3 separate regions of the Homo sapiens genome follow, and all the other regions are linked to region 1. A link is a loop called in an ENCODE intact Hi-C map of the cell type or tissue named here. Cell type or tissue: dorsolateral prefrontal cortex. All regions are shown on one strand. Region 1 has its middle 190 kb from the start of PART1. Region 2 has its middle 100 kb from the start of PART1. Region 3 has its middle 99 kb from the start of PART1.

Region 1 (8,000 bases):
GGGTTCTTTGAACAAAATAATAAAAATGTCAAAGAATTCAATTTAAAAAAGAACTCCATTGAAGAAAATTTTACTTTTCTAAATTAAAAATCAAGTATATAATTAAAAGCTTAATAGCTAAAAGCAAAAAAAAACCTATTACAATATAACGAACAAATATAACGTTTTTAGAGAAGAGATGATGCTAATCGTTAAGAAAATCCTAAAAACCCTAAAAGACAAAGGCCTGAAAAGACAGGTTTTTAAATTTCAAACTCACTAGTAATCCAAAAGATACAAACTAAAACAATGAGATTCTATTTATAAAAAACAAAATTAAAAAAAAAACCATGTAAGGCTAGCAACTGGGCAGTGAGACAAGCATACTTGTATAGAATACAGTGGGAATTTCTTTTTGAAAAATAAATTGGGAAAAGCCTTTGACCTGGTAGTTTCACTTCCGGGAATCTATTCTAAGTAAATAATCCAAAATGTAAATAAAAATGTTTGCACACAGATGTTCCCTAATAATTTGTATGCAATATGGGAAAATGACCAATACAATAAAAGAATGGTTAAGTAAATTAGGATATATAATTCATATAATACACATAATAGAGACACATTATACAGACTTTTTCGTTACATAGGGAAACATTCCTGTTAAGTAGAAAAGTAGGATTCAACATTCTAGATATAACGTCAGACTCTGTGTGTCTGCATGTGTTTGTTCATGTTCATACCCACAAGTGCATATTGAAAACTACATTTTGAAATAACTATCTCTATAGACATTATTTTTCTGAATAGAAAAACACATTATTTAAAGAATAAAATTTTTACCGTTTTCCAATAATACCATGCAGCCAAAACAAAATATCCTTTTGGTCTCACTAAGTATGGTTTACAATAACTGAGGATTATGAGAGAATCCACAGAGGGTCTAGGCATGGCTAAGTAAAGCCTGTCTTCACTGTATACACACTATTCATTTAAACAAAGTTGAAAGCCAAACATTTCGAGACATCAAATAACACTTAAGACTTAGATCCATTTGGTATGCGAAATACATATTGTTCTTTTGTACTTAGCTCTGCCAAGAATCTTTATTGATTAACTTGTAAACCTTAAGAGAAAATGGTATACATCTGAAACAATATAAAACACACTTCTTGCCAAAGATCCTACAGTCCTTCCAAACAAGTCTAATTCTACTGAATGCTTTAATTAATTCTATCAAACATTCATAACTTTTGCAGTGAAGAGTTATGAAGGCTATTTCTTCCAATTCTAGAGTTTGCAGATTTAATAACAAAAAGTATATGTAAAATATTTTATTCTTAAAATGTAGATGTGTTTCTAATTAGACGAACAGGTCCTCTCCCCCTTCCCCAACAAAAGATATTGCAGAGACTGGTACTGTCAACGAATTGAGTAATACCATTTATTAATACCAGTAAAAACAAAAACTTCAATTACTCTCAATTCTAAGACTAGTTTCCATAATCATGTTGTTGTTGGAACATATGACTAATTTTGAACTATCTCCTCTCTATTATGACATGGTCCAAAATGGTAACAGGTCCTTGTTTGATCATGTATATTGGAGAACTCTAAAGTTTCCTTATGAAATATTTATTTTCAAGAGTGTAAATTCCCCCCTTTTTTTTTTGAGACAGTTTCACTCTTTCACCCACGCTAGAGTGAAGTGTTATGATCTCGGCTCACTGAAACCTCTGCCCCCCCAAGTTCAAGCAATCCTCCTGCCTCAACCTCCCCTTATCAGAAAAAAAAATTGATGAACTATTTCATAAGCCACCCCTGTTGAAGAGTCATTAGAAGGATTCCTGAACACTGACTACCAATTTACTTAAAATACTTAAAAAGATGTAACGCGGCCGGGCACTCATGCCTGTAATCCCAGCATTTTGGGAGGCGATCACAAGGTCAGGAGATCAAGACCATCCTGGCTAACACGGTGAAACCCCATCTCTACTAAAAATACAAAAAATTCGCCTAGCATGGTGGCACACGCCTATAGTCCCAGCTACTCGGGAGGCTGAGGCAGGAGAATCGCTTGAACCTGAGAGGCGGAGGTTGCAGTGAGCAGAGACGGCGCCACTGCACTCCAGCCTGGGTAACAGAGCGAGACTCTGTCTCAAAACAAACAAACAAACAAAAAAAAGATGTAACCCACATCCTTATGATACAGAACATTTCCATCTCCCTAGAAAGTTCTCTCATCTCTCTGGTCAGTCTTCCCTTTCAGAGGCTAACCTTTTTCCCTTTTTCTAACCTAAGTTTTGTTCTAGAACTTCCTAGAAATGGAATCATACCACATGTATTCCTTTTTGTCTCGATTCCTTGACTCAGCATTTTGTCTGTGAGAGTCACTCATTTTGTTGCAGGTATCAGTAGTTCATTCATTTTTGTTGCGGAGTAATACTCCATTGTATAACTGTGACAAAATTTGTTTATTGATTCTCTTTTGATTAATATGTGGGTTTATGAATATGTGGGTTTATGAATATTTTAACAAGTATTTATGTATGATATAATTTTTTATGTGTAACATAAAATTTGCTTCTGGGTAAACAATAGGAGTGGAATTGCTAGGTCAAAGGGTAGGTGAAAGTAACATTTTATTATCTGCAAAACATTTTTCAAAGTAGTTACAACATTTAATTTTCCTATCAACAAGTGTAAGAGTTCAGTGGTTCTAACTCCTCACCAGTATTTGGTGTTTTCAACCTTTTTAATTTTGTCCTTTCTAGTGGATGTGTGGTGGTATTTCTTTGTGGTTGTAAATGCATTTAGCTGAAGCCTAAAGATGTGGAGCACTCTTTACTGTGTTCATTGGCCATTTGTATATTTACTTTTGTAAAGTGTCCCTTGAAATGCTTTGCCCATTTTTATTGAGCTATTTTCTTTGGTCTTTATCTTATTAATGTAGATGTGCTTTATGTGATATTGATTAAAGTCCTTTGTCAGATATGTTTTACAAATATTTTTGTCCTGTTAGTGGCTCTCTTACTCATTTACGTATGTCTTTTGATGAGCAGTCTAATTTACCAATTTTGAGGGTTATAATTTTCTGAATCCTGTCATGTTCTGTTCTTGAAGTATCAGAGTTTTACCTTTGCTTTTAGGTCTCCAATCCATCTTGAATTGATTTTTGTCTGAGGTGTGAATTTAGGGAGTGAAAATTTATTTTTTTCCCATATGGATATCAATTTATTCCAATTTCATTTATAAATAAGCCTCTCCATTCCTTTATTTAATTGCTTTGGTGTCTTGAAAAAAATCAATTTACTTTATAAATGTGTGTCTATTTCTGGACTCTTTTATTTCCTTCATTTATTTGTCTATCCTTATGTCAAAACCTCATAATCTTTAATACAACTGTATTTTTACAGTTATAATACAACTATATTTTATAGAGTCAGGTAGAATTGCTGTTGTTTTTCAAGATTATTCTGACTATTCTACCTTCTTTACTCTCCCATATAAATTTTAGAATAAGCTTGTCAATTCCTATAAAATAAAAGCCATTGTGATGAAGATTAAGATAAATTTGAATATATAGATTAATTCAGGAAAAATTAATATCCTAAATTGTTATTGAGTCTTCTGATCAATGAGCAAAGTATATCTCTCCATTTATTGAAGTCTTCTTAAATTTATCTTGGTAAATTATAGTTTTCAGTATAAGAATTGTGCACATATTTCATTAAATTTGCTACTAAGTATTTTCTATTTTCTGGCATTATAAGAAATGAAATGTTTAAATATTTAGTTTTAATTGTCCATTGTATTTATAAACATGATTAAATTTGTATTGACTGAGATACTGAGACCTTTCTAAACTCACTTATTGGTTCAAGTCCCCTTTATGGAAGCTATTCCTTATGGTTATTTAAGTATCTGTTTATGTCATACGTGAATAAAAGCTGCTTTACTTCTTGCTTTGCAAATTGTATGAGTTTTAATTATTCTTCTTGCACTGTTGCTAAGACCTTCAGTAAAATGTTGAATAGAGATTTGAGAACAGTCATTACTACCTTGTTCCCAATCTTATGGGAAAAGCAGTCTTTCATCTTTAATTATGATGTGAGCTGTTGGGCTTTTATGTAGATGGCTTTTATCAAATATTCCTACAGATGACTCCTTGCTGGGATGGGAGGAGGTGCTGTCCCGTGCACTGCAGGATGTTTAGCAGCAACCCTGGCTTCTACCAACTAGATGGCAGTAGCACCCTTCCTCTAGCTGTGACAATGTCTCCAGACGTTGCCTAATGTCCCTATGGTCAAAGTTGCCCCCAGTTGAGAACCACTGAGCTAAACTGAGGCAGCAAGTCAGGCACAAACACAGGAGATTACAGCTAACATCATCAGGCAGCTGCCTGAATGGGGACTTGAGTTTTCTGAGCTGCAGACTGACTTGCTTGGTTCACCTATGTCTTTAGATCCCCTTGCCTATTAAAAGGCTGTCTTAGTCCACCTGGGCTGCCATAAACAAAATGCCACAAACACAATGGCTTATAAACAACAGTAATTTATTTCTCACATTCTGTAGACTGGGAAGTCCAAGATCAAGGAACCAGAGAATTTGATGTCTAATAAGGGCCAGCTTCATCATAGATGGCACCTTCTCACGGTGTCCTCACATGGTGGAAGAGTTAACGGAGATCCCTAGGGCCTCTTTTATAAGAGCACCAGTCCTATTCATGAGGATCACCTAAACACCCCCTAGAGGCCTCAACTCCTAATACAATCACCTTGGAGGTGAGGACTTCAACATATGAATTTTGGAGGGACACAAACATTCAGACCATAGGAGAGGTTCTGACCCATTCTTCTGGGTACAATGCTTACATAAAATAGGAACATTCAGACTCAGGACCCTGAAGATACTGCAATAGCACCCTGGGGAGGAAGTATTCTTGGGCCTCTAGGCTTTCCATAGATGTCAGAGATGGCACAGAATGACAGCAGCCTAGTCTTCATCTCCTTTATTTGTTTTTTCCTGCACAATTAGAGAAAATGTCTTGAGGTACCTTCTTACCTCCAATGCAGCTATTATTCAAAAAAAAATGACTGGGTAAGCCTCCTTTTAAGAAGAGCCATATTTTTACACACATACGTATCCACACACACTTTCTTTCTAATAAGTACCATAAGTGCTTTCCAGTTGTAATAAAAGTTGACAAAGTTGGCGTATTTAAATTGTACAATGAGTCAATGTTTTCCAATCTCCTTCCCTCATGCTATTGCAAAAGACACATGCACGTATATGTTTATTGCAGCACTTTTCACAACAGCAAAGATTTAGAACCAACCCAAATGCCCATCAATATTAGACTGGATAAAGAAAATGTGGCACATATACCATGGAATACTACGCCACCATAAAAAAGAATGAGTTCATGTCCTTTGCAGGGACATGGATGAAGCTGGAAACCATCATTCTCAGCAAACTAATACAGGAACAGAAAACCAAACACCACATGTTCTCACTCATAAGTGGGAGTTGAACAGTGAGAACATATGGGCACAGGGAGGGGAACATCACACACCAGGGCCTGTCGGGAGGTGGGGGGCAAGGGGAGGGATGGCATTAGGAGAAATACCTAATGTAGATGATGGGTTGATGGGTGCAGCAAACCACCATGGCACATGTATACCTATGTAACAAGCCTGCACGTTCTGCCCATGTATCCCAGAACTTAAAGTATAATTTATAAAAAAAGGTTTGAGTATTTATACATTGAATGAAATTTGAATATTGGAAAAATGTACCTGCTTCTCTTTTTCAAATATTTTTGGTATTAATAAGATTCAAAATAATTTAAAAGCAACTTTTCTCATCAAGTATTTTCAAAATTCATAGATACTAAACCTTACCCTTCTTGGGTAGGGTTTGCCAAGTTTTGTGACATTAGAACAGGCTGGTAACAAGGAGCCTAGGCAAAAACAGAAATATAAAGTAATGAAAGCTACAAATATGGAGAAATATTAATCACTGGATAATTTTCTAAGATCCACTATGAATAGAACTGATTAATAACAGAAGGGAGAAAATACTCTGAAATTTAAAGGGTTTGAAGAAATAAGCATTTACATGGAATTCAATATATCGAGAAGTATGTTATGGTTACCAAACATGCTATAAATCTGGACATCATCTCAATTTCATCACCAAAACATTTTTAACTCAATCTTCTGGGAGAAATTTCTTTCATTTCATTTTATTATACATTCTATCCAATTGTATAATCAAAACACAGTTCCAATTACTGAAATACACTTTATAATAAAATTGCTGGTATTATCCTATAACCAAAGGTTAGTAGGTTGACCTCCAAATAAAAAGGCAAAGTGTTTTGATTCATAAATGAGAATTTCTATTCCCAGCCACTTATACAGGAAGTGCCAATAAGATTTCATTGTGGAAATGTTAACACAATATAACTTCTTTGCATGCTTAATTTAGCACAGCCAAAGAAGAAACATCTTCAAGATGTTCCAAGTGTGGGGCCCACTCCAATTGTAGAAGACTCATGTTTATGGATGTGATTAACAAACTGCCAGTGCATTCAGCTGTGGCGTAGAATTTTTAGCTACTTCAAATGTGCATTCAAAATAATGTATTTCTCAATTATCAAATTCTTTTTGTACTTTCAGATAATCCCTCTACTTGAGCAAAAACTATGAATTCATCATTTGGCTGTGGTTTACATATAGTTTGATGATTCTTTTCTATCTTACCTTAAATCAACAAGCATCTACCAGAAAAATAAAAAAAAAAAAGATTACAGGAAAAAATTCCAATTAACTTATCAGGTACAGAAAATTTATTTGCATTAAGCATGTTATTTTTCCTCAATCTCTCCTGTTTATGACTAACTGCATACCATTCAACTAACATAAAAGTGTTTACTAAAAGATCAGAGAAGTTATCCACCTTCATAGCCATTTGGAAGAGAAAAAAAATCTTTCTACTCTTTCCAAAATGGGTTATAAACACATCCCTAGAGAAATTTCAAATGAATGTATTCCTCTGCAATTTGATTCTGCAAAAAAATGTATGCAACTGAAAATTACACACAGAGAATATTTAAGTCATGACTATGGAAAAACAATTACTATATTTGGATACACAAATTAGGCAACTAATTATTTCAAAAATGCAATCATGCACACAAATAGATATTCACTAATTTCCCTCCCACTCTAATCCCTTAACTTCCTTCTGTGTTTTTCACATCAATTTTAGCTCTCCTATCATTTTTTTCTCTACTAAGAACGATTTGTGAAATGGTTTTTTATCTTCCACTAATATGTGCAATTCAATTATGTTTTCCTGTCAATGTATCCATCAATGAGGATGATTAACATCCATTATCTGACCCTTCATTTTCTATACGACCTTTGCAAATCAGTGGCATAAAAGAAATTCTTGTTCTTTGGTTTGTGTCAGCAATAACAACAAGAGAAACATACCAAATATAAGACATTAGAAATATATCACAGTAAATTCAAACACAGTGCGATTCTGTTATATTTCAACAGTCACCACGGAACTTTGAAGTCTCTGTTTCACTTATTCTTTTGAGGGATTCTTATCTCAAAAAAAAGGAAGAAAGGAAACAATTGAAAGTTCATACTTTAATATTAACTACTGGATTGTGTCTTCATTCCAAGTGGAGTCGGAAATTTAAAAATCAAATAATTAGCACACAAGCTCTAAATAAAAGTAAAATTAGGTTTTTTTTCAACCTTCTGATAGGAATTTTAGGTTCAAAATAGCTTCTGGCTAAAATCATGTAATGCTGCTGTGACCAACTTGTCACTAAAACCATTGAAGACAGCCTTTAAAACCAAAAGTAATGGATAATCAATTCCATAATCTTAAGAGAAAAATAGGTTCTAACTTTGAAACCGTAAAGGGAATTTAGTTATTCCTTGGCATACCCAGCTTTCACTTCCAATTGACTGGCTCATAGGTATAGAAAACTAAGA
Region 2 (8,000 bases), 87 kb after region 1:
GGAAGGCAGAGATTGCAGTGAGCCTAGAGAGCACCACTGCACTCCAGCCTGGGCGACAGAGCGACACTCCGACTCAAAAACTAAAAAGAAAAAGAAAGAAAGAAAGAGAGAGAGAGAGAGAAAGAAAGAAAGAAAGAAAGCAGTATGTTGCTGACAACATGCACAGTGGTTCCACTTGCTTTAAAGCTGTTATGCCAAATTTGACTGAGCATTTACTCCCCACACTGAAGCACCTCCCAGGCAGCAATAAAGGTCCTACATACATGGTTACCCTGCCTTGGACAATCAAAGCCCTATTGCATGCCTTTCTGCTCTTAACTATTGTGTGCCTGCTAATAGGCAATGCTCCCTATTGGCACTGAATTTGGAAGAAATTTCTTGTGGAGCAGTTTTTAAAACTGTAACCAGGAAAAGAAAAAAAAAAAAACATTAAAACCAATCAACCAAAGAAGTCGTTTTGGCTATTTGCTGCATTGCCAGGGACTAGTTTTTATTTTTAGAAACACTTTCATGAAACAGAGCTTTAGGTATTTTTACCAAGTATAGCTGATCCAGTTACTTTTCTTCATTCTTATTTCCGGTATATTTTTAGCCGCAAGAGTTACTTTCTCTGGTAAAAGAGGTGCTGTCCCAAAAATAAATAAAACTTGGGTGGACAAAAAGGACATGGTCCACAGGTCTATTCTTGGGAAGTGCAAAGCAGCTCTGAGGACCCAATCTCATGAAGCTGTCCTCAGCCACAGACATCTAAAGGATGCAGAGGAGCTAGTTGACTTGGTAGCCCAGCACTTGAAAATTTCTAGAAAGCAGAACCAAAATAGCATTTTTCTCCTGCTGCCCTACAATAATGTCCATGCATATGATCTTTGTGGGGCCTACAGGTTCTTTGTAGGAAGTCTTTTAGTAAACAAAACCCCAGAAGAAAAGCCCCCACCACACTACTCAGTGCTTTAATGAGATTAGAAAAAGACACCTCTTTCTCCTCATCCCATCTCAGGACTTGGCTTGTGAGCAAAGCATGGACTGGGTTTCAGCCTCCCTTCACCCCCTTGGCCTGACGTCTCACTGTCATTGAATAGCACCTGGATTTCTTTGAAACACTGGGACAATACTTCTTCTTACATTAATTGATTACATGTTTCAGCCATGACCACAGGTAAGGTACCTGGGCTCTGGAGAATTCAAAGGTGAATGAAATGGTAACTATCTTCAAAAAAGAGCCCTCAATCTCAGTGAAAGTATGAGCAAAGGTATAAAAGGTGCTAAGATAAAATGTGCCCGATGCTGGTTAATTTTATGGTTTCACTTGCGTATAGGAAAGTCATGGGTGATTGAGCTTAAAAATGAGCTTACGTGACTAATCAAGAGAAGACCATGATACGGCAGTTATAGAGAACAGAAATGGTTTGTCAACACTGAACTTTGAGGATGTGAACTTAGTGATGGTCAGCAGGATAGATTAGTGTATCCTAGCTGGCCTCTCTGCTTCCAGCCTCTTTAGATACTCTAATGATCATTTAACACAGAGGCTAGCTAGGAAGTTGATAGATTATATTACTGCTCAAACATTCCAAGGGAATAGTATACATCCCTAATCCAATAACCTCAGGCTGGGATGTGTCACTTACTTTAGACAATAAAATGGGAATACATAGTATATGCACCACTTTCAAGCAAAATTTTAAGAGCCATTTTATGGTTCTATAATACGCTCTTTTCTTTTTGCCCCAATGTCCCGATCAGGGCTGTTCCTTCAGTCGGGGTCCCAGAATGATTATACTTTGGAGCAGAGCTGCAGTCAACTCATAATAGACAAACGGCAGCATCAAGAAATAACTCTCTTGTTTTAGCAAGTGATACCAATTTGGAGATTGTTTGTTAGCGCAGCGTAACATCCTAAGTTCACTGATATGGGAAGCTAGTGCACCTTGAAGGTGAACACAATAAGGTCTTAGGCTAAACATAAGAAGTGATATTGGATAGAAAAGGGCAGAGATAATAAAAATCACAACAACGAGAAATCGACATCACTTAGTATTTATGTGTCCAGCAGTATGTTAATCACATCTCATTTAATCGTCTCAAAGGCAGAACTCAAACACATATCTAACACCACAGTATGTGCTCTGAATTTTCCCAGTAACCAACAAAGCTTGGTGATTTTTCGTGCATGTGTAGTAAGATTAACTCAGCAAATCTAGGTGGCTCAAGCCCTGCACATGCCCAAGAAAAACCTCTCTTCAAGACTGAACTTAGGCCAGCTCCTGAGAGTAAGCCTTGAGCCACAGGTATATTCTGCCTGGTAAGAGTGTTGTATGCCTCAGGCCTTGGAGCATGTGGTACCAGTTTGATCAGATAGTTTATGCTAACAATGTGATGCATGATGGCTGCCTGTTCCTTCTCTGAGGAGCTGAAGTCTGAGTAGCTGAGGTAAGTCATACAGGTGCTGCATGACTATGTGGCTGGCCTCCATTAAAAACATCAAAGCTCAAGTGTTTCCCTGGTTGACAACACTTTGCATATGTCACACGGTATTGCTTGCAGAATTAAGTGCATCTGTGCAATTCTACTGGAAAAAAACTTTTAGAAGCTTGCACCTAATTTCTCCTGGACTTTTCCCCACATATCTTTTGCTTTTCAGATTTTAGTCTGTATTCTTTCACTAAGTAAAACATAATTGTGACTATAACAACTTTTCTGAGTCCCATGCATCCTTTTAGCAAGTCTGAGGGTGGCCTTGGGAACCCCTGATACAGTAGTGTACATGAGACAGGTTAATGTCAAAGATGACACCAAATTTCCAAGGCCAGGTGATTCAGAAAATGGTAGTTTAGTGAACAGATACGGGAAAGTCAGAAGGAACTGGTGAGCTGGGAGGGTGGGTAAAGAAAGAAGCCGAGGAAGCAAGTGGAGGATGGAAGGTAAATTTGGTAGCTGACATTCAATTTGACTTCCATATCCAGGTAGGAACATCCAATGGGCAATAGAAAATGTACAACTGGAATCTGTGATGAAAGCCCAGAATGGGAATATAGTTAATGGTTAAAACCATGAGAATGAATAAGGCACTGAGGAAAAGATTAGAGAAAAAAACAGCAAGGAGTTGAACACAAACTGTGAAGGATGAAACTTGGCTGTCTACATATGAAAAAACAATGAGAAGGAAAACAAATTTTACCTATTTTCAATTCATCATGAAAGATTCTGTTTAATTTTATATATTAAGCTAGTTATACTGTATACTTTTCACAGGAAATATTTGCTAAAGAGTTTTTTCTTGATACTAAATAACATTTTAAAATCAGCTGTATTTATTTCCTCATTGAAGCCTCATTTTAAGGGCATTTAGAAGTTTGTCTTATGAGCAAAATATTCAGATGTAATTATGATAAGCATTGAAATATATATATATTTATATATGAAATAGTTTGGAGTTATTTCCAAATAAACTGGGGCAGAGAAAAGCCCCAGTCATTCCTGATGCTACTTCATGTATCTATGTGGCTAACACCAGGTCTATTTCTATATGTTTATTTGCGGTTTTAGCTACCCCAAAAATTAGGGTCAAAAGAAAGATAACAATAAAGTCAGTCAAGGTCCTATGGGGTTTCATTTCACTTAACACATTTCTATTTTTCTGCATTTTCTTTAAATGGCAAACAGAGCTAGACACCAAGAGCATCGGACTCAACTCAAGCCACTCACTTTTGTTTCTGCTTCCTCCAGAGGTGATTTTTTAAAAATATTCTCATGTGCTTTTAGACTTTTATTCTTCTATGGAAGAACATGTTTGATCATTTCAGAAACTCCTTTAAATAATGTTGCTGTCAAAATCAGAGTTTCTGGCTGACTTCCCCCATTTCACCGGAAGAGGCAGCCCCCCAAGTTTATGACCTCAGGTACTTCTTACTGAAGTTTTAGAAAATACTGGATCTGCCTTCACTTTTCGTTTTCATTTTCTTAGCCCTACTCTTTTGTGTGAGAGAATACATGTTTATGGCTATCTTTCAAAGAGATTTATGAATTGGTTCTAGGGCTGCATATGAGACAGTGAGCGCTAGGGAAGTCAGTTCTACAGCCAGTTGCACCCTGCTACACTTCCTTCAATGAAGAGTTCCAGTCCATCATCTTAGGGTCAAGTTGTTGAGAAAGTCTTCAAAGTGTAACATTCAAACTAGTGTCTCAAAAGCTCCCCCATGTGTGCGCATGAAAAATAACTCATCAAGGGAAAGTTTCACTGGAGTACATGCAGAATAAGAACAGGGACCAATTTTCAGATCTAAAAAATGTAAGATACAAGAAAACACCACATTCTATAATTATCATTTTATTTACATGTGTCATGTTTAACATCTAAAAGAATAATTAGGTGGGCTGTTTTGTACAGATTATAACATTAGCAAATGAAATGAATGCACTAAAAACAATTATTTTTCTGTAAAAGGTATGAAAAAACAGGGCAAAAAAATGAAAAACACTTGGAATTTTTCCAACCATAAGTATACTCAAAAAAGAAATGATAAGCCCTCTGAATATAGTAACTGATTTATGTTTTAGCCCAAGAAATGAATTCTATGAAAATAAACCAACCAAAACATTAGTTGTACTTTCCAGAAAGCAATTGCCTAATGGAAATGCCTTCCATTTCTCCTTTTAGCCCATTTATCTTTCCCTTAGGGGAAAACACACTACAGCTAAGACTACTGTGTAAATCAGCTACTTCCAAGCAAAAGGTGTGCTTCCCAGAATATTAAAACTAAGGCTGGCTTGAAAGATGTTCTATTCTAACCTCCCTCTTTTATAGGTGAAGAATGTGAACTCAGAGAGGTGAATGGACTTGTCCCAGTTCAGAGAGTTGGCGGAAAATTTGAGAGCAGAACCCTAATCTGTTTTATAGTTCAATCATTATCACTTTATACTATTCTGCCTCCCAGTTTTTAGTAATAGTAACAAATTATAAATAGAAAAAATACTAACAAATATTTCTAACGCTAAAATGTGCTGATCATTTACTCTGTGCCATTTAAAATGCCTTTAAATACATTATATGAATTAGCTCATTTGGTACTAAGAATTAACTTCTGAAAAAAAGTTGTATTCTCTCCATTTTACAGATGAGGAAATCAAGGCACAGAGAAGCACAGTACCTACCCAGGGATCTTAAAGAGTAAGTGTTGAAGCTACTGTAATAGCTAAGCAGTCTAACTCTACAGACCAGATTCTTAACCACAAATAACTAAATAGTATAAAGAAAATAGAATTGTTATTCAAAATTCAAAGGGGCATCAGCTATGGTATTAAATCTTATCTTTTGGCAACATAAAATTGAAACCTGTGATAATTCAAACAGAAATAGGGACCAACTTGAAACTAAAAAACAGCAACTAGCTTAAAAGAAAAACCCTTACCTAATTAGGTGAACAAACTTGAAGCTTTCCAAGTACTGAACTTCATACAAATCATACAAATAGAGGGGCAGCATTTTTCAGTATGGTAACGCAAATCATGCCACCCTATAATTAGAAATTATTCTTACCTATTCATTAAAGCAATCCCTGTCCTAGGCAATTATTGGTTAGCCTAGTTTTCAAGTAATAAAACTAAATGTCTTAAGTGGAGGTAATCTCTACTACTTTTCTAATTGATCCAAATTAGTATGAACTTCTTAAATAAACAATGACCACTCAACTTCCAAATCCAATGGGAGCCTGAAGTCTGACCTTGCCAAGCCTCTCTGCAGTCTTTGACTCTGTTTGCTTCCTCTCTCCTCCTGACATGATTTCCTTTCTTGGCTTCTACGACATCACTCCCCTGGCCCTTGCCTGGTGCTACAGATCACTCCTTCACTGTAGCAAGTTCCTCCTCATCTATTTGATTGTTAAAGGTTGGTACTCCCAGAAGTTTGTTTCTGTTGGGTTCTTCCTACTCCCCATCCCCACACTCAGCTTGAGTGACCACAGCCACACCCACTTCTTCTACTACTACTCAGGGGCTGATGCTCAGCTTCCAAACTGGGGTGTCGCAACTAGTCCTCTTCCCCAATGCCTACACTGTCCATGGAAATACCTCAAATTCAGCATAATCAAATCCAAATCCCACACATTTCACCAAAAATCCTATTCCTCTTCTTGTATTCCTTATTTTGCTTAATGGATCCCACCAGTCAACAAACCTAAACCTTGAATCATCGAAAAGTCCTTCCCTGTCTCCCAGAATACATACAGCTTGGCCATAATTGCAACGAACTGTGCTTTCTAAATTGAACCAGAGTCTTCCACTCTCTCTTGCATTCTCATGAAAATCATCCAGACTCCGCCTTCATTGCCACTGTTCCTCCACAAGCCAAAAACCTGTCCCAGATTGGATTCCACCAGAAGTAGAGCCTGAGCTAAGAATTTAAGCATGAGTAGTTTTTCGAGAAGGGATTCCAGGAAGCAAAATGTAGGAGGGTATGGAAGAATGGCAAGTATGGGAAGGAACAATACTGGTGTGTAAATGACCAGACAACTGCTGTGATCAGGTGAGACTCAATGTCACCGGGAACCTCCAAGATATTATACAAAACCTGCTGCAGACTCATCCTCACCAGGGGTGAAGAATCTGAGCTATTCATGCATCATTGTCTGAGCGATGCTCTCAAGGATGTTAACTTCTGGTGCTTTGGGCCTGCCTCATTACAGTCTTGCAAACTTGTAGTCTCTGAGACTTGTAGCTGTTGTCTTGTACAGTAACAGTGACTGCCAAGGGAATATGAGAGGGGCACTGGCAACACTTGCCACAGAAACCTTCCAAGGCTCTCATAAAATCCAAGTGCCTCTGGTGCAGCCTGCAAGTCATTCCATGACCTGTGTCCTACTTTCTTCTCCAGCATCATTTCTCAGTCTTTCTGGTCTAATATTTATGTGCTATAATCCTATCAACCTACTAACGGTCCCCAAGTCCATAATGCTATTGCCACCTCTGTTTTGTACTTACTACTCCCCCTTCTCAGAATGTCCACCTCTGTCTCCCAATCCTATTTTCATCTACCTGGAATACACCAACTTTTTAGGAAGATACAGCTCTCAGATCTCTTTCTCTCTCAAGAGCCTTCCCTCAATTCCTTGTACCCTAGCTGGGCACTTCCACCTGTGCCACTGCCCTGCCTTCTGTCTCTCTCATCAAATTGCACAGTAGTTGTTTGTGCACATGGCTACACCAGGCTGCCAGAGTGTGAATTCCCAACAAGAAAGGACTCTGCATAATTTGTCTCTGTTTCCCCAGCACCAAGCCCAATGCAAAAAAAAGAGGAAAAATTAAATAATAATAATTCCTGAGTTATATATTATACAAAATAAATAATAAATCTGTAATTAAAATGGCAAACAACAGCCAGACCAAGGAAACTTTGGAAAAAAATATATAGTAATTTTCCCTTTAGTACGTGCTTTAAAAAAAAATGACTAATTAGGAATTTTGCTTTCTCTACCTATGAGCTATAAATCAATTTTTTTCACTCTGCTTCAGCTTCTCAAGCTGTGTGCCTCTTTATTAGCAGTGATTTCCTTAAAGGGAATCAAATGCTTAAGAGCCCCTAATAAATCCTTATGGATTTAATACATTCATGGATATTTTGTGACCACATTTCAACCTCTCTAACTCAGAGTCTCTTCTATGTGCCTGACAGTGAGCTGCCTTCACATTGAACCCAATTAGATACTCCTAAAAGGAAGAAACACGTGTTGTAATTGCCCTCCTAAGACTCTTTGCAGGCCCCTCTAGGTCACTTGCTTCCGTTCCTCTGCAGGGGGGTTCTGCCAGCTCCAGCACTGATGGGCAGAAAGCCAGTGCAGCATTGGGCAGGGGCAGCCCTGCGCATGAACTTTCACTGGATCCATCACAAGCAATGCATTTATATGCAAATATACCCAAACCTGAATAATGATTAAATTCGGATTCTGGGAACTTCCTGGAGACAAAAGAGGATGAAAAAGGAGAAAGAAGTAATGAACTGTATATCT
Region 3 (8,000 bases), 290 kb after region 1:
GTCCAGAAGGGTATTTCCTGGGTTTCTTCTAGGATTCTTATAGTTTTAGGTTTTATATTTAAATCCTTAATCCATCTTGAGTTGATTTTGCTATATGGTGAAAGAAAGGGGTCCAGTTTCAATGTTCCACATTTAACTACCCAGTTATCCCAGCACCATTTATTTTCAGCATTTCTAACAACCACAAGTTACTATAGAAAAATACCACAAAGATGTGAAGTTTTGAAGTAAATGTTTAAGTGCTCCCAAAATGTCACAATATTTAAGTGGCATAGGTAAGAAACAAAAAAGCATATGCAACTAGAATTATGGAAATAGCACTAATATCTGAAGAGGCCACTGAGCAGTGAAAATGGGTGGCAATAGGAAAGCACAGGCCTCTGTTGCAGCAGAATGACTGGTTCCAGGGGTCTGAGCACACAGAGCTACTTCTGAAAGATATTTTCTGAGAGGCCTTCCACAAGCTAGAAAAAGTTTGATTAGGTTGACCAGTTTGCTTTTGCCTAAAGAACAGCAATACAAGTCCTGCCAGTGATATTCTTCCCAACAATCTGCAAACCAATGACATGCACAGTGATAGGAAAAAATTAACTTATATTAAAAGAATATAAATGAAATATTAAAATAATAATTTTAAAATGACATCATTGTAGACTCTGTTAAAATAAATTGAGCTATCAGAAAGCAATAGCATCTAAGAATGATCAATATGAACTGTATATAACTCAGTTCCCTGTTTATTTCTACTAGGAGCTATACAAGTTTATAACATTGAACTGACTATGAATAGTCAACAATGTAATTGGAATATTTTACATCTTTCAGTGCACAAAAGGGCTATCAAATCAAGAACATTTTAATGAAATTGGGAATAATTTAGAGATGCTTATTTAATACTCTCATTTTATATTGAGGCAATTAAGGAAAAAAACCCATATAACTTTGGTCTTGACTTAATGATAAAGCTTGAAACCAGGCATCATGACATGAGTCATTTGAAAACTTGCAGCTCTGTGCCAACTCTCATACCCAGCTCCCCAAGCTACTGAAAATTGCCATGAACATTGATAATACTATAAAAAGGAAGTCTGGTTTATATAAATGCAAGTCAATACAAATGAGAAAAGGACCATTTATTGTGATGGATGTGTTCACTGAATGCAAAAGCAAATTATTGAAGATAGAGTGAAAGGGAAAAATCTATAAATATCCAGGCTCCCTGCAGTAGTGACATTAACCACATGGAAATTAAAGAAAACCTAAAGGAAAACACTGAGTTCACATGTGGAGAAAATATTAAAAGCATCTCACTGCAGGCAACAAGATTAAGGCAATGCATTTGCAGAGCCACTTCTAACATTCATTAAATGTTATGAAATGGAACAGTATGGACCCAGAGGCATGGAATATCAGGCTGTTGATGGAAAAATAGAAACTGGCAATAAAAGGATCACTCTTTTACATAAAGTGCAAGGAAGGTTCATCAACACCAACAATTATTGCAACCATTGTAAACTCATCAGTACAGACTAATGCAGGAATGCCCTGTGAAAATGTGGAAAGAGAAACCATGGTGTAGCAGCAACCTACTAAGAATCCAAAAATTGCAAAGAGCATTGAGATCTGGATCAACTGACCTGGAATATGTAAAGGAAGCCATCTCGGAGATGTTATTTGACAGGTGCCAAAAAACTCCTTACTTAAAAATAAGTCCGCTGCCTGCCTGGCCACAGTTCATGAAATCCCCTTATTACTCAGTCCTTTACAGAGAGCCATGTCAGACTTTATATTGAAGTATTAGCATTACCTGGACCACATGGAATGGTAAGTCATTTCTAGTTGTCACCAGATCCTATTTCATGCTATTTCCTCTGAGAAAATGCCTCTGCCCTGCCTTCCTCACTAGTGGACACATTCTTCAGGGTTCAGCTTGAATATTAGCTCCTCAGTAACACCTTGCATATCCCTCCACTGCCCTGGAAAAATTATCTCTCCTCTGTGTACCCTGCACACTACAGGGGTCTGATTTCATCATCTAGAGTTACACGTAGACATATTGCTTTCCTCATTGGGCTGAGGCTCCTTCAGAGTTAAAGCCGTCTTTCTCCCTTCATCATTGCCCAGCCTAGCATCTGCAGTATTAAGGCTCTACAATAAACTGAATGAATGAAAGGGCTCTAAGTACTTGCTTAGCTAACTAGTCTTCATGAAGAAACATAATGCAGCCTGGTATAAGCTCTGTGGAGGGCAAATGTCAACATCATAGTGGGGAGCCTGAAAAGAGAGGTGGGGTCTGGGCTGTTTCAGCTCCTGAAATGTGTCGCCTACAAAGCTCATGCTCAGGAAACACCTGAGCACAACTAAGGATGTAGTGGATAAAGAGAAAGGGACCCAAAAAATAAAGAAGGGGCATAGATGGAGGATAAAGGGAACCAAATATAAGCCCTCTCTTTCAGAGATTTGCTTAGATCAAGCCCACACACTCCTGTCAGCGACAAGACTTAGTGTGGCGAAGTGGGAAGAACTCCAGATCATCGGACAGAAGACCAGAGTTGAAGTTTTGCATTTGTAACTGGGCACCTCTCTCCCAGTTTTCTTACCTGCATCTGTCTGCCCACCTCTACATAAAGCATAAGTTTGGCCAACATAGAGCATTCAACACTTTGTTTCTATCAGATACCTTATTGTAAGGTCTGCACACTCCATTTCTCCACTGACCCCTCCATTCTCAGCAACTTCTAATATCTTCCTGTCCTGGAAAACACTGGAGTTTGTTCCTTCCATATCCAATCCCTTCACTTTACTGAGAAAAAGACAAATCTCAGAGAGGTTGTGACTTGCTCAAGGTCACTTGCCCAACTGGCAGTGCCACAAGTTAAAATCCAAATATTCTGATTTCTAACTAATATTGGTGCTACAAATTCTAATAGGAAGGACCGTTGGGTAATAATTTAGTTCGAAAGAAGGAACTAGGAGTCTTGCTTTTAGACTGTATTTGCATAGCAAACACAGTTTACTTAATTATGTTTATTTAAGGTGTGGGAAATTAAAGCCTCCTCAAGCTATCTGGTGGCAGAACCACTGCTGCTAACACACTGCTCTTTCCATCACACCATCTACCTGCAGTAAAGTCATTTATCATCTCAGTAACCTCAAAGATGTTTCCTGGGCTATGCTGGTTTGACTGCTTATTGTATTTTGGCATCAACAACTCCAAAGGCATTACTTGTAAACATATGCTTTATCTCCGATTGCCATCTCCGCATTTATTATAAAATTCTCGGTTTATAGACCAAAACATTAGTCTGAGGAATAAAACAAGATTTATCTGAGGGAAAGAGAACAAGCACAGTTGTCCCCATATTGCAGAGAAGACAGCTAAGGTGAGGGGCTGATGCGTGAAATTATCCTACCTCTGTGTTTCTCTTCTCAAACTGAAATTTGCAAGAAATATTTTCAGTTTCAAATCCAATAATCTGACATTTATCCCAAATTATCTGTTGCTACGTTTAGATAATTGTTCATTTCTACCATTGGTAAGTTCCTTTTAGGGAGTATTTAGCAAGCAGTTAAGCTTTCTGGGGTTTTGAGGAAAACATATGGTAATAAAGGACCCAAAATATTACCCACAGTAATTTTTGTTACAATAAAGATGACCAATCTTTAAGTTTCTTTCTTCCACAATTAATGGCTTACTACCTATATCAAATATACTGGACTTAAACATAAAATCCCTAGTTTTTCCTTTATGATACAATAACTATCAACACAAGACTGACCTCTACTGGGAACATCTGTCCTTGTTAGATGGATTGTGACTTGTGAAAATAGTCAAATATGCTAAATCAGACACCTGTTGTGCCTTAATAGATCATCAAATTAAATTCTCTGTGAAAAGGTAAGAGTGATGAACTTTCTGAAATCAAAACCTTCATCATCTTTAAGCAGTAATTGTGTATAATTATATTTGGCATTTTGATAAGTAGAAAGTAGAAAAAAATTCAGAAATGATGTCACTGCATGTTTTAAATGTTAATTATTGCCTTAGACAATTATTAACTTAGAACACTGATGCATTATTATCCAATCAGATTGTACCATCTTGTATATTCTATTTAGAAAAGTCTTAAATTTTTTTTTCTAAGTATCAAAACGCTTTCAAAAGATGGAAATTTTTAGGACAAATTTGCATATGGACAAAAACCCAAATTTAATTTTTAAAATTATGCAGAATCAGTAGGCAAGAAGGCTGATTTCATTTGTTATATTTCCTCTGTGCTTCTTATCATGGTCTAATAACGCATGTGAATCAGCTACATGATTCTAATCTTCAAAACATCACTCCCATCATTTGACTGAATTTTTAATAACTTCTGAGTCCAAAACACACCTGATTAAAAAATATACAAACATAGATATGGATATTAGTAATTGGAGGTAAACTAGAATCACAGGTTCTCATAAAATTATAGATTGCATTTTATCCTGCATAACTATTTTTAGCAACAAACAGTTCTGCTATCTTGGTAAATTATCACTGAAATGTCTGTTGTCAGGACCCTTCAAAGGTCTTGAGTTCTTAGTGGGAAGAGTGAGCAAAAGGCCTCTACATTCGCATGTTGTATTAGTCTACACTAATCAAAACTGAAGTACTTCAATTTTAAATATTGATGTGGTTGGCTGTGTCCCCACCCAAATCTCATCTTGAGTTGTAGTTCCCATAATTCCCACGTGTCGTGAGAGGAGCCCAGTGGGAGGTAATCAAATCATGGGGGCAGTTATCCCCATGCTGTTCTCATGATAGTGGGTTCTCACAAGATCTGATGGTTATATAAGGGGCTTTTCCCCCTTTGCTCGGCGCTTCTTCTCCTGTCGCCTTGTGAAAAAGGATGTGTTTGCTTCACCTTCCACCATGATTGTAAGTTTCCTAAGGCCTCCCCAGCCATGCAGAACTGTGAGTCAGTTAAACCTCTTCTCTTTATGAATCTCCCAGTCTCAGGTATTTCTTCATAGTACCATGAGAATGGACTAATACAAATATCAATTATATTTTACTTAGTTCTCATGAAAATAATTTTTAGTCCTCTAGTTTTTTTAAAAATTAAGTTTCATTTGCTTTATTAAACATAGAAAGAAATCCATTATAAACTACTCAAGAAGACTACCTTGTTATTATTTTGAAAGATACGCTGGCAGCAAGATGTAAAATTTGTGGGGGCTAGAAGAGGGAGAAAAGCTTTTGTTATATTCCCTAGAAAAGGCTCTAGATACTGTAAGTGTCCTCAGTTCTGACAGAAGAGCCCCAAAAGAGGTATTACAAAGTGAGTAGACCTAGCCACATACATAATTATTTTTTGTTTGGAAATAAGCACTGTTGGTGACATTTTATGGAAAATATAATTTATTCTACATCCTCAAATGAAGCAAACAATTCACTCAACAATTCTCCAAGGTGAAATTTGCAAAAACTGTAAACAGAATTTTAACTTAGATTCACTACTTAATTATGAAACTTACATTGCAACATAAATATGCACTAACAAACTGAAAGTGACTTTTTTTATTGGGTTAGCACCCTGTTGTCCCATTACTGTTCCCAGTTTATTTCTTCAAATTGAAAATTTAAACGTTAAGTTAACTAGACACTGAAAAAATTCATCAGAGGGTACTTAATATATCCTCCACTTATCCCAGGAAGTATATTTGTTCTACAAAATTAAATAAGAAATATATTTCCAAGTTGATACAAAGTAGCAAATTCTGTTCATTAACGTGGTCTTAGATCCCAACTTTCAAATCACTTGAGTACCCATGAGCAAATAATTTCTTTAAGACTCAATAATCATAGTTTATGTTTTACGGCAACTTGTTTGGAAGACCCAGTGATGTCAAGGTATTACACTCTGCAGGTTATATTGTCTTAAGCAAGAAAACGCACGATCGCAAATGCTGTAAAATTGGAATTTCCTATGTTTCATGCTGAAGTGAGTACTTCAAAATACTATGATGATGAATATAAATACAGTTGAATCTCTCCTAAATACTGATTTTTGATAGGTAATAAAACTCTTACTTTTCCCTAGGTCTTTGACATATATAGGGTTTTGTTCTTGAGGGTAAAAGTAATGATTTACCACAGCCACACCCATATAACTAGGGACCATTTTAACTGATTCCTCTTTTAATCATGATTTAAGATTTGTGTGACTTTCCAAACATAAGACATTTTTAGTTTCTTCTTCCTGTACACAAGCAGCTCACAAACATCAGCTTTTTAAAAGTTATATTTCCTATAACAATGTGCAGAAACTCTTCTATATGTGGGAATCAAAACCAAACTCTTGGATAACATAAGTGCTAAGTCGTGACCCATATGTCTATTAAATTTGCTAGACTCCCAGACACGACTTCCCTGAAGGCAGATGCAGGAACACAAAGACGTGTGAGAAATAAAAATGAGAAATGGCTGAATTCCATCACCCTGCTCATACAGAGTGTCTTCAACCTTGAAAATTTGCTGTAGTACTCTTTCAAAATTTTCTGTATGGAACATTCATTTGATAAATTTCTTACCAGAGTCTCTTAGGGCAATGATACTCCCTATGACATTTTTGACTTATCATACCTAAAAATAAAAGCAATTATACATAAAAATGAAAAATACTATAAAAATCATACCTAAAAATAAAACAAATACATGCTTATGTCTATAGAGCATCAAAGAAAGACTTTGTTTTCATCACTGTTGCAGTATCTTTTGTGGGAATTTGTGGAAAATTCGATGAAAAATCTTTAGCATATATTTGTAGAAAGAGACCAAAAGAAATTGGAAATGAATTTGGCAAAGCTGGTTAAGACAATGAAAATGCTGCAAATCAAAAAGAAATTTGAGATCTTAAATTTTTTAAAGTATAGGTTGAAAAATGACAAATGAGCTTATACATAAGTATCCAAAGTAAATGTGCTAAAAACCATAAAACATTGCTCACTGGAAACACATTAGTCAGGAGCCTGGGGTTTGCAGTTAGACAGTGCTTGTTTTGACTGCCATCTATTTTACTTGCAAGCTGAGTAATCTTAGGGATATTACACAACCTGACTGAGCCTCAGTTTCCTGAGCTGTAAAATGGACAGTAAAATGAATGTAAAATCCATAATAGTGGATATATGAATTGAACAGGAGACTAGAAGTGCTGAAATATAAGAACATTCTGAAGAAATTATCCAGAAAGCAGCATAGAAACACCAAAATACAGACATACATTGAGATTAAGAGACAGAGTGAGAGCTAACATATATTTAATTAAAGATTCAAAAGCAGAGGAGAGATTGTGACAAAGGCAATATTTAAACTGACAAAAGACCTCAAACTTCTGATTCAAGAAGCTCAAGAAATCCCAAGCAGGATAATTATTTAAAAAGTACACACCAAGATATAGCAACATCAATGAAAGACCACGAAAGACAGAGAGAAAAGCAGCCTGCCAAGAAAGGGGCACATTATTGATAAAGAAGTGATATCTAGAGTGGCAGCTGACTTTTAAACAGCAGTAATGGAAGCCAGCTAACAAAGGCATAACTGCAGTATATGGAAATAAAATAGCTATCAACCTAGAATTCTATACACAGTGTATTAGTCAGTTCAGGCTGCTATAACAAGTACCATACACTGGGTGGCTTATAAATAGAAATTTATTTCTCATAATCCTGGAGGCTGGAAGTCCAAGATCAAGGTGTGAGCATGGTCCATTTCTGGTGAGGGCTCTCTTCCATGTTGTAGACTACTGACTTCTTATTGTATCCCCACACGATAGAAAGAGGGCAAGAGAGCTCTGTGGGTTCTCTTTTATAAGGGCACTCATTCTATTCATGGTCTACTCTCTTGGCCTAATCACCTCCCAAAGGCCTCATCTCCTAATACCATCACTTTGGGGGTTAGGATTTCAACACATGAGTTTTCTGGGGAGACAAATATTTAGTCCATAACTTACAGTTAAACT

Evidence for each region. A loop is a pair of places that touch in the nucleus more often than their neighbours do. Peaks named below come from ENCODE experiments on the same cell type or tissue, not always from the same donor. Only the 100,000 strongest peaks of a DNase experiment are listed, where the experiment ranks them.
Region 2: a loop joins it to region 1, with 5 times the contacts of the local background. A loop is called at or near these places in 12 of 110 quality-filtered maps.
Region 3: it touches region 1 in a loop (7-fold over the local background); 35 of 110 quality-filtered maps call a loop at or near these places.

What each region holds. Positions count from the first base shown.
Region 1 is chr5:60,291,375-60,299,374 of GRCh38, forward strand. It overlaps a transcript of PDE4D not described here. Among named protein-coding and RNA genes, the nearest start is that of PART1, 190 kb to the right of the region's middle. In dorsolateral prefrontal cortex, a CTCF peak has its summit at 4,210; a DNase peak (open chromatin) is centred at 4,227; H3K27ac peaks cover 823 bases.
Region 2 is chr5:60,378,778-60,386,777 of GRCh38, forward strand. It overlaps a transcript of PDE4D not described here. Among named protein-coding and RNA genes, the nearest start is that of PART1, 100 kb to the right of the region's middle. RefSeq lists an enhancer at 1,171-1,220. In dorsolateral prefrontal cortex, CTCF peaks have their summits at 4,210 and 4,410; no DNase peak of the experiment used is centred here.
Region 3 is chr5:60,582,725-60,590,724 of GRCh38, forward strand. No RefSeq gene overlaps it. Among named protein-coding and RNA genes, the nearest start is that of PART1, 99 kb to the left of the region's middle. In dorsolateral prefrontal cortex, a CTCF peak has its summit at 3,773 (motif pointing left); no DNase peak of the experiment used is centred here.